Linked DNA regions of Homo sapiens: all the other regions are linked to region 1. Evidence: read pairs that join two places in POLR2A ChIA-PET (ENCODE). Cell type or tissue: A673. All regions are shown on one strand.

Region 1 (4,000 bases):
TTTGTAATCTTATGTATTTTGTTTTATGCACTTAAAATATTATTTTGAGAACAGTTTCAAAGGCTTCACCAGACTGCCAATAGTGTTTATGCCAAATAAATGTTAACAATCTCTATTGTTATACACACAGTTCTTTGACTGATGAAATTTAGGTATTTAAGGCATCTTCTGCTATGAAAGAAGAGGATTGAACTCAGTTGTAACGTTTTATCAGCTCTTTTCCCCCCATCTTTTGATAGTTATATTACTTTACTTTGCTTCTCAATCGATTATCTTTTAAATTTAGGGATCTATGTATATACCTTAATTAATATTGCTATTAATTGTGTCTCTTCATGTTCTATTCTCCTACAGGAAGATATTAGCATCCCTATCCTTTTCTTTGGCTTTTGCTTCCACCCTCCTATTTTCCAGTTTCTGTCATCATTACTTTTATATTAACAATCTCAAAAACAATAACATATGCATTCTGTTCTAAAAAACATAATGATGTTCTGAAAACACAATTATTTATATGTTAATTTTCATTGGTGAAGATCTTAAACACTATTTGCATTGTTATGACTATGCAAGTTTTCACTGTAGTGTATATATAACCTTTTTGAGCAGTTCTTTGTTTTTCATGATGAAGTTTGTAATTACTTTCTTTTCCTATTATTTTATTTTTTGGCAATCTTTGCCTTTATCAAATCTTCAATTTTTCTCACACTTTCTGGCTTCTCACATATTCTAGTAAATATACTTCCCTCCCCCAACAGGGAGGGCTGTTGTTTTCCCTCCTTGGGGTCTCCCATTTCTGGAGTCTCCTTTGGATTGCGGTATTCTGGTTGTTTTTAAGGTTGCTATAGAGCTTATCGGGGTACATCTTCATGTAACTTACCAAGAAACTTTGCAAGGAACAAAAATTTCGGAGATTTTATGTGTCAAAATGATTTCATTCTGCTCGAACACTGATTTCTATAATTTAGTGGAATATAGAGTTCCAAGTTGATAACCATTTCAGCTTTTCGAAATTTCACAAAGATACATCAAGACTAGTTGTTTCTCTAATCGGTATTTTGTTTCTTTTTTGTTCTTGTTTATGTTTTGAACAGCAAGACTCTACCTCTAATCTGTGGGTTGTTTTAAGAATGTTAATGTCTTATGTATTGAGTTCTTCTGCTTTACTTTCTGCACTTTGTTTTCTCTTTTCTCTTTTTTGTATTAAACATTTTATATTGATTCTTTATAGCTCTTCTCTTATACATTCCGTCTTCGTTCAATTAAATCTTCAAGCCTATCTTTGAAATTTATAAAACTTTTATCACATCTATTTTCAATTTTTAAGTATACTTTTTTGATACTTCATTTTCATAGAATATTATTTTACTTTATTTAGTTAGAGACAGGGTCTCACTCTGTCACTCAGGCTGGAATGCAGTGGCCTAGTCATAGCTTACTGCAGTCTTGAACTCCAGGGCTCAAGGGATCCCCGCACCCCAGCCTCCCGAGTAGCTAGGACTATAGGCATGCACCACTATGCCCAGCCCAGTTAAATATTTTGTTTAGAGTCTGGCTGCATTGCCCAGGCTGGTCTTGAACTGGCTTCAAAAGACCCTTGATTCTCCCACCGTGGCCTGCCAAAGTTCTGGGATCACAGGCGTGAACCCCTATGCCCATGCCTAGCCAGAATACTATTTTATAAATTCAATATTTTTTTCAAGTCTGTTAATTTTTTTTTTTTTTTTTTTTTTTTTTTTTTTTGTGACGGGGTGTGCCCTGTCACCAGGCTGGAGTGCAGTGGTGCAATGTTAGCTCACTGCAACCTCCACTTCCCAGGCTCAAGCAATCCTCCCACCTCAGCTTCCAACAAGCTGGGATTACAGGCACACACCATCACACTCAGCTAATTTTTGTATTTTTTGAAGAGATGGGGTTTCACCATGTTGTCCAGGCTGGTCTGAAACTCCTGAGCTCAATCCATCTGCTCACTTCAGCCTCCAGAAGTGCTGCAATTTCAGACATGAACCACTGTTCTCGTCTTTTATGTCTTTGAATATTTTAATTTAAGATTTTTTTAAAAAAATTTTCTTCCCTGCATTCTGCTTCTCCCAGGACTTTTTTTTGAAAATTTTGTCTCTCCTTTTCATATTGTAATCTTTCCACAAATGTTTGGTGGTTCTTGATTGCCCATATAAACTTGCAGACTCTGATGTCTACATATCTTGACAGAGCTTATCAATGGGCAGACCTCACTTAGGAAGATGGGTCAGATGCTAGCCATAATTCTAAATTCTCCTCAGTCCTTCAAAATAGAGAGGTCTTTTATTGGAGGACTGCCAATTTCATTAACAAAACTCTCACATTTTTTTGTGAGGGAGTTTGCTGCATTACTGAATTCCAGGCAACATGCATGCAGTGGTAAAGTGAGTGGGAGGGGATTTGATTCTATTAACTGCCAAGCTTTCCCTCTAGGATTTCCTTTGTGGCCTCCATTAGCTAACAATTCCAAGTCTGGAACCTTCCTTAAGTATAACAGATAACAGGGCACCCAGTTGCTTTTTCCGTTTTAGCCGCTTCTTGGCTCTTGCAGGTTGCAGTTTTCTAGATTTTGCTTTGTCATTCTTTCTCTTGCCCCTTTCATTGTCCAGAAATCTGTTGAAAAAATTATATCCACTGATAATTACATCCCATACTCTTCATTTTTTAAACTTTTTATCTTTATTATTTATTATTGTAGTATGGTGTCTCTGAAAGATTGGAGAAGAATGTTTATAATCTTAAACCAGAAGCCTTGGGTATCACAGCATAATAATTAAGGTTTTATATTGTTTATGATTATTTGAGCCAAAGGCCTTTCTACCATTTATCAAAACAAAGTATTTTTGTAAACTTCAATATACATTAATTTTTTTCAGAAATGCAACACAAATATGAAAACAAATAAATATTATACTTCATTTTTTCCTGAACTTTACCAAGGGTTGTTCACCATTTCAAAATAACATTTACCTCTTGAGTTACCAGATAACAACCTAGTTGTATCAGTCTGCACTTTTAGCTCTTTTTTTTTTTTTTTTTTATGATTCTACATATATTTGCAAGTATCTGAGTTGATCATTTCTCTTCCAGGGTAGACATGCTGAGCATTTACATATTCAAATAAATATATAATTTTATTATATATTAATTCCTCTTAATTTCCTACTTTATATTACAGGTAGGACATTGTATTGATTTTGTCTAAATAAGCACCTGAACAGCTTACATAATTTTGAACTTTCAGAATAGTAAAGAGATGATAAAAACTGTTATTTAAAAATGAGCGCTTTGGTCTGATATGGTTGGGAACCAGTGTAAGAGGAAATATTTTATGGCTTTCAGTCTTGATAAGGAAAATAAGAATAAACTTCCACATATTGAAAAAAAATGGAACCCTAAAGACCGTTATTTCCATTGATGCTTTCTAAAAGCAATGATTAGGAAACAAATACCTTAGGGCAGTCATGGTGGCTCATGCCTAGAACCCCAGCACTTTGGGAGGCCAAGGTGGGTAGGCAGATTGCTTGAGCCCAGGAGTTCGAGACCAGCCTGGGCAACATGGTGAAACCCCTTCTCTCAAAAAGAAAAAGAAAAAAAAAATTAGCTGGGCAGTTGCACATGCCTGTAGTCCCAGCTACTCAGGAGGCTAAAGTGGGATGATCGTTTGAGCTCAGAAAGTCAAGTCTGCAGTGAGCCGTGATTATGCCACTGCATTCTAGCCTGGACAACAGAGCGAGATCCTGCCTCAAAAAAAAAAAAAAAAAAAAAAAAAAAGGAACCTTGAAGTTGTTCTGTATCCCTGCAGTCACATTCCATCTACCTGTTCTCTACTTGATGCTCTCCAATAGGGGTCAACAGACCTTTTCTGTAAAGGACCAGAGAGTAAACATTTTAGGTTTTGAGGGCTAGACCATTTCTGTTGGAACCACTTTAACTTTGGCATTTACAGCATGAATGTAGCTATACATAGTACATAAAT
Region 2 (4,000 bases), 100 kb after region 1:
GCATTTGTTGTACATCAAACTTTTAAGTCTTTAGAAGAGTGGCCATTTCGTTCAGACATGTGTGGTGCTGCCAGGCTGTTTGCTGCCTTATACATAGTCACCAGAGAAAGGGCTGAGGATGGAGCAGGAACTGAAAGAGGCTAAAAGGCTCAGAAATCTCAGGGCTTCTTTAGGCAGGTTGGCTAAACCCACAGCCTCTGATGAGCATAATGCTTTCTCCCTCATATTCTCACAGGTTGGTATGCCGTCATGCATAATGAGTAGTTATCCAGGAAGGTTATATGTGATGACATACGGTTAAAGGAGGCGCTAAGAGAGGAATGTTGGCTTATCTGAGCTTTCCAGTCATAGAGTGCATTGATTAAACAAGAGCAACTAGCTTATTTTAAAATGCCCTGTGGAATCCATGCTTCATCTCCTCATCAGTTCTGTTTCCGAAATCCATTGCTAATAAAAGGAAAGTAAATCTTTTCATAAAAACTACAAGTCACGAAGGGTTCTCAGGTTCCTGTACACTAATAGACTAATAGACACTTCTCTTCAAATGGTATTACCCATCTCTCTCTTCTTATTTGCAAATGGGAAGAAGATACCAGCTCAAGTTGATTCTGTGTTTATCACTCATCTAGCCATCTAGAACAGCTGTACTTTGTCTTATTTCCACAATACCCTTTGGGCAGCTCCAAATGGGGCATCTCATGTGAAATAGGATGTATAAATGGTCTTAGAAATCTATGAAAACCATTTAAACTACAGCATTCTAATTTGTTCTAATATTTACTATATTTTATGGATAAAAATAATAAGCCTTACTTTATATCTCAAACTTCAGCCTTAAAAATGGTCTTCTATTTGTTAAGCTCTGAAGGAAATCAGATTAGTTTTGCAATTTTCCCATGAGTCCCTCAAATAAGACCAGATACAAATTAGTTCACTATAGCAGACCCTCCGCAAGGGTCTTCTCCAAGTATCTTTTTACTGTGTAAAGGACAAATCACCAAATTTCACATTGTTATTAAAAACTAGAGCTTCTTTTTGAAGCTTGGGAAACCAGGTTACTCTTGGCAATGGCACAGATTAAATATGCAGATACGTTTTAGAAATTCTCTTTTTAAATAAACAAATGAAATGGTCTCTTCTTATCTCTGAATGAACATTTTTCATTAAAATTATTAAGCTGTCTTAGGTTTTGAGGGGACATGTTCTCAATACCTCTTTTTTATTATGAAGAAAGTAAGTTTCGTAAATATACAGGGAAGTAGTTATAGCAGTTAAGTCAACACTGTTCAGACTAGCCTTCTTTACAGAAAGTATTGGAGCTCTAATGTGCACTTATTAAGAGGGCACCATTGTATTTTTTCTCATCTGTCTGCAGAGTCAGTCCATACAATTCCTGCTCTAAGCTTGACTAGAGACACATACAGAAACTCATCTCTTTATAAAGGCTTTGAATGATAATATGCTGTGAAGGTAGGGAAATAAAATGTGAAGATGATTTCGTATGTGCAGAAACTTTTTTTGTTCATGTTGGATAAGACACAATTTTTGAACCACAAATGTATTAATCTTTCATGGGAATGAAGTGATCACCAAATGAGATGGCAATAGCTACTTATCAATATGATTTATCAATAGTTCCTATTGCTTCTACTGAATAGATTTAGGGTGCTTCTACTGAATAGATTTAGGAAGTGTTTGGTAGTTCTCCATTGCGCTAGTGATGTCTCTTGTCTTCAACACTGATTTACCCCTGTTCACCCAAGACCTTAGGTATCAACCTCTTAGGATGTAACCTCTAATATTCTGCCCTAAAACAGTGGTTAAAAATGGATGTAGAGGAAAGAGTGCCACCTGCTGATTTCTCATCCTAAAGCAATTCTGATTTCCTTGGAGGTTTGTCAGACAAGATCTAGCAGTACCTGGTAGTATTTATTAAGCCATAGGTGACAAGTACAAAGCCTAGATTTGTAGGCTACAGTTTTGTAATCATGGAGTTATGAGGATGAGTCAGAGATATTCAAAGATTGATCACAAAATGTTTTCCTTCACTTTAAAATTATCTACTGTGAATTATGGGTTTGAAAAAAAATTCAAATCCATCATTTCATCAGCTTTTTACATCTCATTGAAAATTGTAGACAGTAGGACTTCCGTGTCATATGAAATTTCCATGTCCTGAATGTCTTCTGGACTCTTTCCAGTGTGGAAAAATATGTCTGATGTAAGTTACCTTTGTGATGTTGACTTGGAAACTGCCCTCATGAACAAGACTTTTCTTCATTCTGTCTTGCCAAGGGAACATACTTCATTCTAGTTGCCTGTGTTACTATGGAAAGAAGTTGCTTAAAGTAAAAATAAACAACCACTTGTCCGCTAAATAACCCATTTGCAAATTAAGATTCTAGACATTTACCATTTCTGTTTTTTTTCTGCTGAAGTCAGCAATTTGATGAAATTTTGTAAGTTTTTGAAGAATTATTAGTATGCAATTACAAAAAGTTAGCAAAAGTGATCTGTGGCTAAAGAACGCATGGACCTCTAACTGTTGAATAAAATTTGAAGTCCTGGGAAAAATGTTCACCTGAGTGTGATTCTAACATCAGATATCTCAGTTTAACCTTTTCTTTTTTTTCTACACTTGTATCAAAGATTAATAGGAGAAAATAATATTTTCTCTTGTTAGTCAATTGGCAGAGGAAATGTTCCATGTTAATACTCATTCGTTTAGGAAGACTCCTAGTATAAGTGTCATTTTAAAAGTTGACCAAGATAATAAATAAACTGCAATAGGGGATAAGTTTCACTTCAGATACATTACTTTACTATCCTTAATTGTTACTTTAGAATGGTCGCCGTTAACCTGTGTCTCCAGTGTTAAGGTGATTTTAACTCCAGTCAACTCAAGCCTGAATCAGGTTGTAGGCACAGCAAGAAGAATGAGCAACAAGAGGTTTTTACCACAAAGGAATAACTTGAGAAATGGGCCAGAACTGCTAATATCTCTTCCTACTCTACAAAATAAAAGTTGTTAACAAAAAATATGGAATCTTCTTCTTTTGGGAAAGTAAAAAGAAAGAATAGATGCAAAGAAGGGAGAGAATTAGGAAAGAAAATATATAAGGAAAATTTTAGTCACAATGGGCTCATCTACAATTTTGGTAAAATAAAACGTATTTCCCAATCCTGAAAAAATAGGAGATGATTATCAAGTCATTGATATGAATCACCATGGTGGCCACTTCTATTTAGGTAAAGTAAATTTGAGTGTGTGTGTATGAGTGTGTATGCATGTGCGCATGTGAATTATTTGTAAGACAAGGAACATTGTTTTCTATTTTTTTTAATTTGATTAATTGTAGATAATCTGCAAATAAGCAATTCTGCCTATATGTAAGTAGCCCTGCTGTATTACAAGCAATTTTCTAAATAGGCTACTTCAGTTTATTGCTGTATCATTGTCATGATTTCCCCTTTATTAGAAAATAAATATTTCCAATATGTACTTCTTAAAACAAAAATAGTGTTTAGCAATTATGTTGTCATTTGGGATTTAGTCCACTGGTCTCTTTGGCATCTAAACCCTATTAATATTTCAGAATATTATTCTTTTTTTTTTTTTGGAAATGGAGCATGGCTCTGTCACCCAGGCTGGAGAGCAGTGGCATGATCTCGGCTCACTGCAGCGTCTGCCTCCCAGGTTCAAGCAATTCTTGGGCCTCAGCCTCTTGAATAGCTGGGACTACAGGCATGTGCCACTACACCGGGCTAATTTTTTTTTGTATTTTTAGTAGAGATGGGGTTTTGCCATGTTGGCCAAGCTGGTCATGAGCCCCTGACCGCAAGTGATTCACCTGCCTTGGCCTTCCAAAGTGCTGGGATTACAGGCATGAGCCACAGCACCCGGCCTAGAATATTATTCAAATTTTTAAAGAAAGATTCTCCAAGAAATGCACAGCACTTGGTAGCAATGGCAATTTTTTAATAAGGTGTAAATTATCTT
Region 3 (4,000 bases), 410 kb after region 1:
TGTGTAACATCCTTTCTAAAGTTTTTTCTTTTTCTTATCATTTCAAGAAACAGAATCAATGCCAGGGCCAGAGACTGTGCTTGAACTCTATTCAGGATTCCCATTGATATCAGCAGGAGTTAATATTTAAGTGTTGTTTTCAGTCAAAGTAAAATATGGTTTCTCTAGTTTTAATGAACAAATAGCTTCATTTGGTTCACGTCCAAATATAATTAGTAACTACTACCACTCAGTTAAATACCCAACTTTGATGAGTATGAATCAAAATGGATTTGACCTTTTAGCTGATAATTTTGGGGGAAATTTGGAGACCTAGAAATGAATATATACTTAGGCATAAACTGTTTAAAATTAGTTTTTATCTTAAACAGATGACTTCTGCAAGAGTCAACCTTCTCATCTTCACCTTAGTTGTAATTAGTCCTTTAAATTATTTAATATTGCAGTGTAGATATTAAACATGGGAATCTTGAGACATATAGGTATTTAATAAAAAATGGTTAGAGACATATATTATTACGCTTAAAACAGCGTATAAGAGATATGAATCTGTTTCAACCACAGGCAAAATAAGAGACTTGAGTTAGACTTTCAGCTCTGTATTCTATGAGGTAAATCTTTCTTCATATTTTAGCCCTAGCATCGACATTTTGCTACTAGAATACTCATGGGTAGTGTTCATTTTAGCCTATGGAATGCCAAATAACAACTTCTAGTGTTTTTAAGGATTGGCATAATTTGGTATATCTTTGGAGGTAAAGAAAGGGTATGTGATAACAAAGAGAAATAGAAGAGAAATGGAGGAGAATGTAAAAATCTTTTGGTTTCTACCTACCAGGAGCTCCCCTTGATCCGTGACAATGTTTGGTGGGATCTGGCACAAACTACCAGGATGTTGAGGGAGGGGTCTTATGTCACTACAAATCTATTCTTGCTGGGGGACCAAAAAATGTTACCACTGAAAAATCACCTCTAGTAACGATCCTGTTTACATTTTAAGTAACTATACAATAATATGACTCTCTGATGAGAAACAGATAGCAAATGTTGAGGGAATTCATAATTAATTATAGTTCTAAATACTTACTCAAGTTGGGAAATAAAGACTGTCTTTGACCTTAATGATATGTTTATAAAGATTCATGTGTTAAAGTTTTTGATATGTGAGTTATCCATTATTATGTTTATGGTGAAGAGAGAAAAGGATTTTGCAGAGAGGGATAAACAATTTCTAAAAATAACAAAATCTAGCTGCAACTTAAGAAAAGGATCCTTTTTATTAAAAAAAAAATTTCAAGAAACCTCAGAATTCCAATTTCTCTTAAGAAAAGCTTGTGTATGATTTCTTGATAAACTAGTTCTGTTGGAGATAACAAAATGTGGTTGCTGTGCCATAGATATTGGCACACACTGAGCACTACCACAGTTTTCTTCAGAGTGGTTGGAAAGTTAAACCAAAATAAAATAAAATTAATAATTGCAGTAATTAAGGGTTATAACTAAGAAGTCGAAATAAGCCAACTCAAATTTCCTGAGGTAATTCAAAAATCTATTGGTTCAGGATGAAATTACAGATTAAAACAAGTGAAAACAGTACAAAGACAATAGTAAATTTTAATTTGTAAGCTTTTAAATACTCCATATGAAATTAAGACTGAGATATATGTGTGTGTTTGTATATATATACACACATATATATTTATACATGTATATATGTATATGTGTATATATATACACATACATATATTTCTATTTGAGGCTTTTAGAACTTTTATTAGCTATCAATATAATAAAAATATTTAATGACACCAAAATACAGTACACTAAGGAAGAACTCATTTGGGCTGTTCTCTGTCTTCTGAGTAATCTAGTTTCATACTTTTTTATTTGGCTTGAATAATTTCTGTCACCTTAATTCTTCTCTACATATTTATGAAAACTATTAACCCATTCTCTACTTTATAAAGGGAAAGTTTTCATTATTCCTACCCTCTCTGCCATACTTTGACATTTAAAATTGTAGTGGCCACCATTCAAGGGAAAGAGTTTTTGAGAGTCACGACCAGGAGAGTATGGTCAGCTTTTGCTTCCCATACCCCAAATTGTGAGGCCTTTACTTGTGGCATTGTGAAGGAACAAGTGCTCAAAGGCACTTTGAGCTTGTTGAATCAACTAGTTTTTGGTTAAAAGTGCTTTATAATATATTTCTGCTCTTACGAGAATTAAATGAAAAGTCTCAAGAGAGAAAAATGAGAAGTTTAAGATGGGTCTAGAACACAGACTACGACACTGTAAGCTAACACAAAAGCTGGGCTACCCTGCAGTCAAATTCTTACAGCAACATTAGGATCAGAGAATAAGCTTTGGATAATCCAAAAGATGGTGGAGCTTAACCTGAGACTGTCTCATTAAGCTTAGACTAAGTTAAAAAACAGAAGAAAAAAAAAAGTTAGAGATATAAATTCCACTCGTATTAAATTTGTTGTGTGTCAGCAGCAGCTTTGCTCTACATTCTTTTCAATCCAAGATCAAGGCTTACAGAGCAGTTCTGGTCTGGGACATGATAATTTGACAGCAGAGAGAGAACAGGTATAGCGGAAATATGCAATGACTCTTAAAATTTTTTCTCAGAAATTGCACCCATCATTTCTTCCCATGTTTTTTTATAAAACAGAGCAAGTCACATGGCCAAGTCTGGCATCAGTAGTGTGGGAAGAAAAATCCTTCTAGAGGGACCCTGTAAAGTAGGGCATCAACTATTTTAAAAGTAAACTCTCTTAACCACTAGGCTACACTGCTTCCCCTTATTTTAAAAGTAAACTCTATCACAATAGGTGTTCAAGTTCAGTAGAGCTCCTGAAAACCTGGTAGCATCCAAACCAACCCTCTCTGAAAGAAAGTATCTCTAATTTCATTTCCCAAGACTTCCACTTAAGGAAACATATACTCAAAATTAAAAATTGCAAAACACACAAAGGAGCAGTGCATAAAAAATAAGAGTACACATAAATACTGAAGTATTTAGCACTACCACTCTAAGATCTTCAACTATTAGAAGTATCATATAGACAATATAAAATAAATATGCATAGAATGCTAAGGAAACAATGAAACCACACAAAAAATAAACATAAAAAACTTTCAAAAATAAACAAATATTTGAAAGATAACTAAATGGAAAGAAAAACTATAGTAGCTGCAATCACAAATTCAGTCAATGGATGTTTTCTGTCTTCTTCTTCCAACTAGGTTAGAGATATAGGAACCAGATTAACCATGCCTCATAAACAACTAGAAAGCCAGAGAAAATATATGAGACAAAGGTGTTCAAACATTGGACAAATGAGGAGAGCCCACAGTGACTGTCCACAGCTCACTATCTGGTGAGACAAAGAACTCAGGCAGAACTTGGCAGTCTCTCTGAGTTAAAGAAACAAACATCAAGGTTCAGGGATGCCAAGGCAGGTAAATATATTTGCAGCACTGGAAAGAATAGCTTTTCAGAGGGAGAGACAGACAGACAGAGAGAAAAACTAACTCTTTTTCACTAGAAATCTGCAGATTGTGTTCATCAGGTCTTTTCTGAATACTAATCAGTGCATATGTATGTAAACTACCAAAGCCAGGTAAGGAACCTTTGGAAAAGAGCTAACAGGAACAATAATCCTCAGTTCTCACCTGTGCTAGAAATACTTTCTGTTTTCACAAGGCAGAATGGAGGAACTCGTAACATGTAGAGGGTAGGGTTGTATCTTCAGGAAGAGTATTGCTTCAGTTGTGGAACCAAGTTAATTTTAGTCTAATAGCTATTCCAGACCAGACCTTAAAAACAGGTATAAAGTAAGACTTGAAAGGATGAAATTGTTTCCAGATAAATTCAGTGAACCCCAGAACAACCCCCCAAATAGATTACAAAAAGTAAGATGAAATTCAAAATGTTTTATCACTCGATCAAAAAATAGCATGCATAGAAAGAAGCAAGAAATCACACAATCAGAAG

The links. Peaks named below come from ENCODE experiments on the same cell type or tissue, not always from the same donor. Only the 100,000 strongest peaks of a DNase experiment are listed, where the experiment ranks them.
Region 2: POLR2A ChIA-PET joins it to region 1 with 7 read pairs; 1 of 35 experiments calls an interaction of 5 or more read pairs at or near these places.
Region 3: POLR2A ChIA-PET joins it to region 1 with 5 read pairs; 3 of 35 experiments call an interaction of 5 or more read pairs at or near these places.

The regions. Positions count from the first base shown.
Region 1 is chr12:24,112,317-24,116,316 of GRCh38, reverse strand. It overlaps a transcript of SOX5 not described here. Among named protein-coding and RNA genes, the nearest start is that of MIR920, 98 kb to the left of the region's middle. In A673, no CTCF peak of the experiment used is centred here; a DNase peak (open chromatin) is centred at 2,406; H3K27ac peaks cover 680 bases.
Region 2 is chr12:24,010,559-24,014,558 of GRCh38, reverse strand. It overlaps a transcript of SOX5 not described here. Among named protein-coding and RNA genes, the nearest start is that of SOX5, 63 kb to the right of the region's middle. RefSeq lists a silencer at 1,690-1,984. In A673, a CTCF peak has its summit at 1,860 (motif pointing left); a DNase peak (open chromatin) is centred at 1,828.
Region 3 is chr12:23,698,646-23,702,645 of GRCh38, reverse strand. The region is part of intron 6 of SOX5 (SRY-box transcription factor 5); the gene reads left to right. Among named protein-coding and RNA genes, the nearest start is that of SOX5, 250 kb to the left of the region's middle. In A673, no CTCF peak of the experiment used is centred here; no DNase peak of the experiment used is centred here.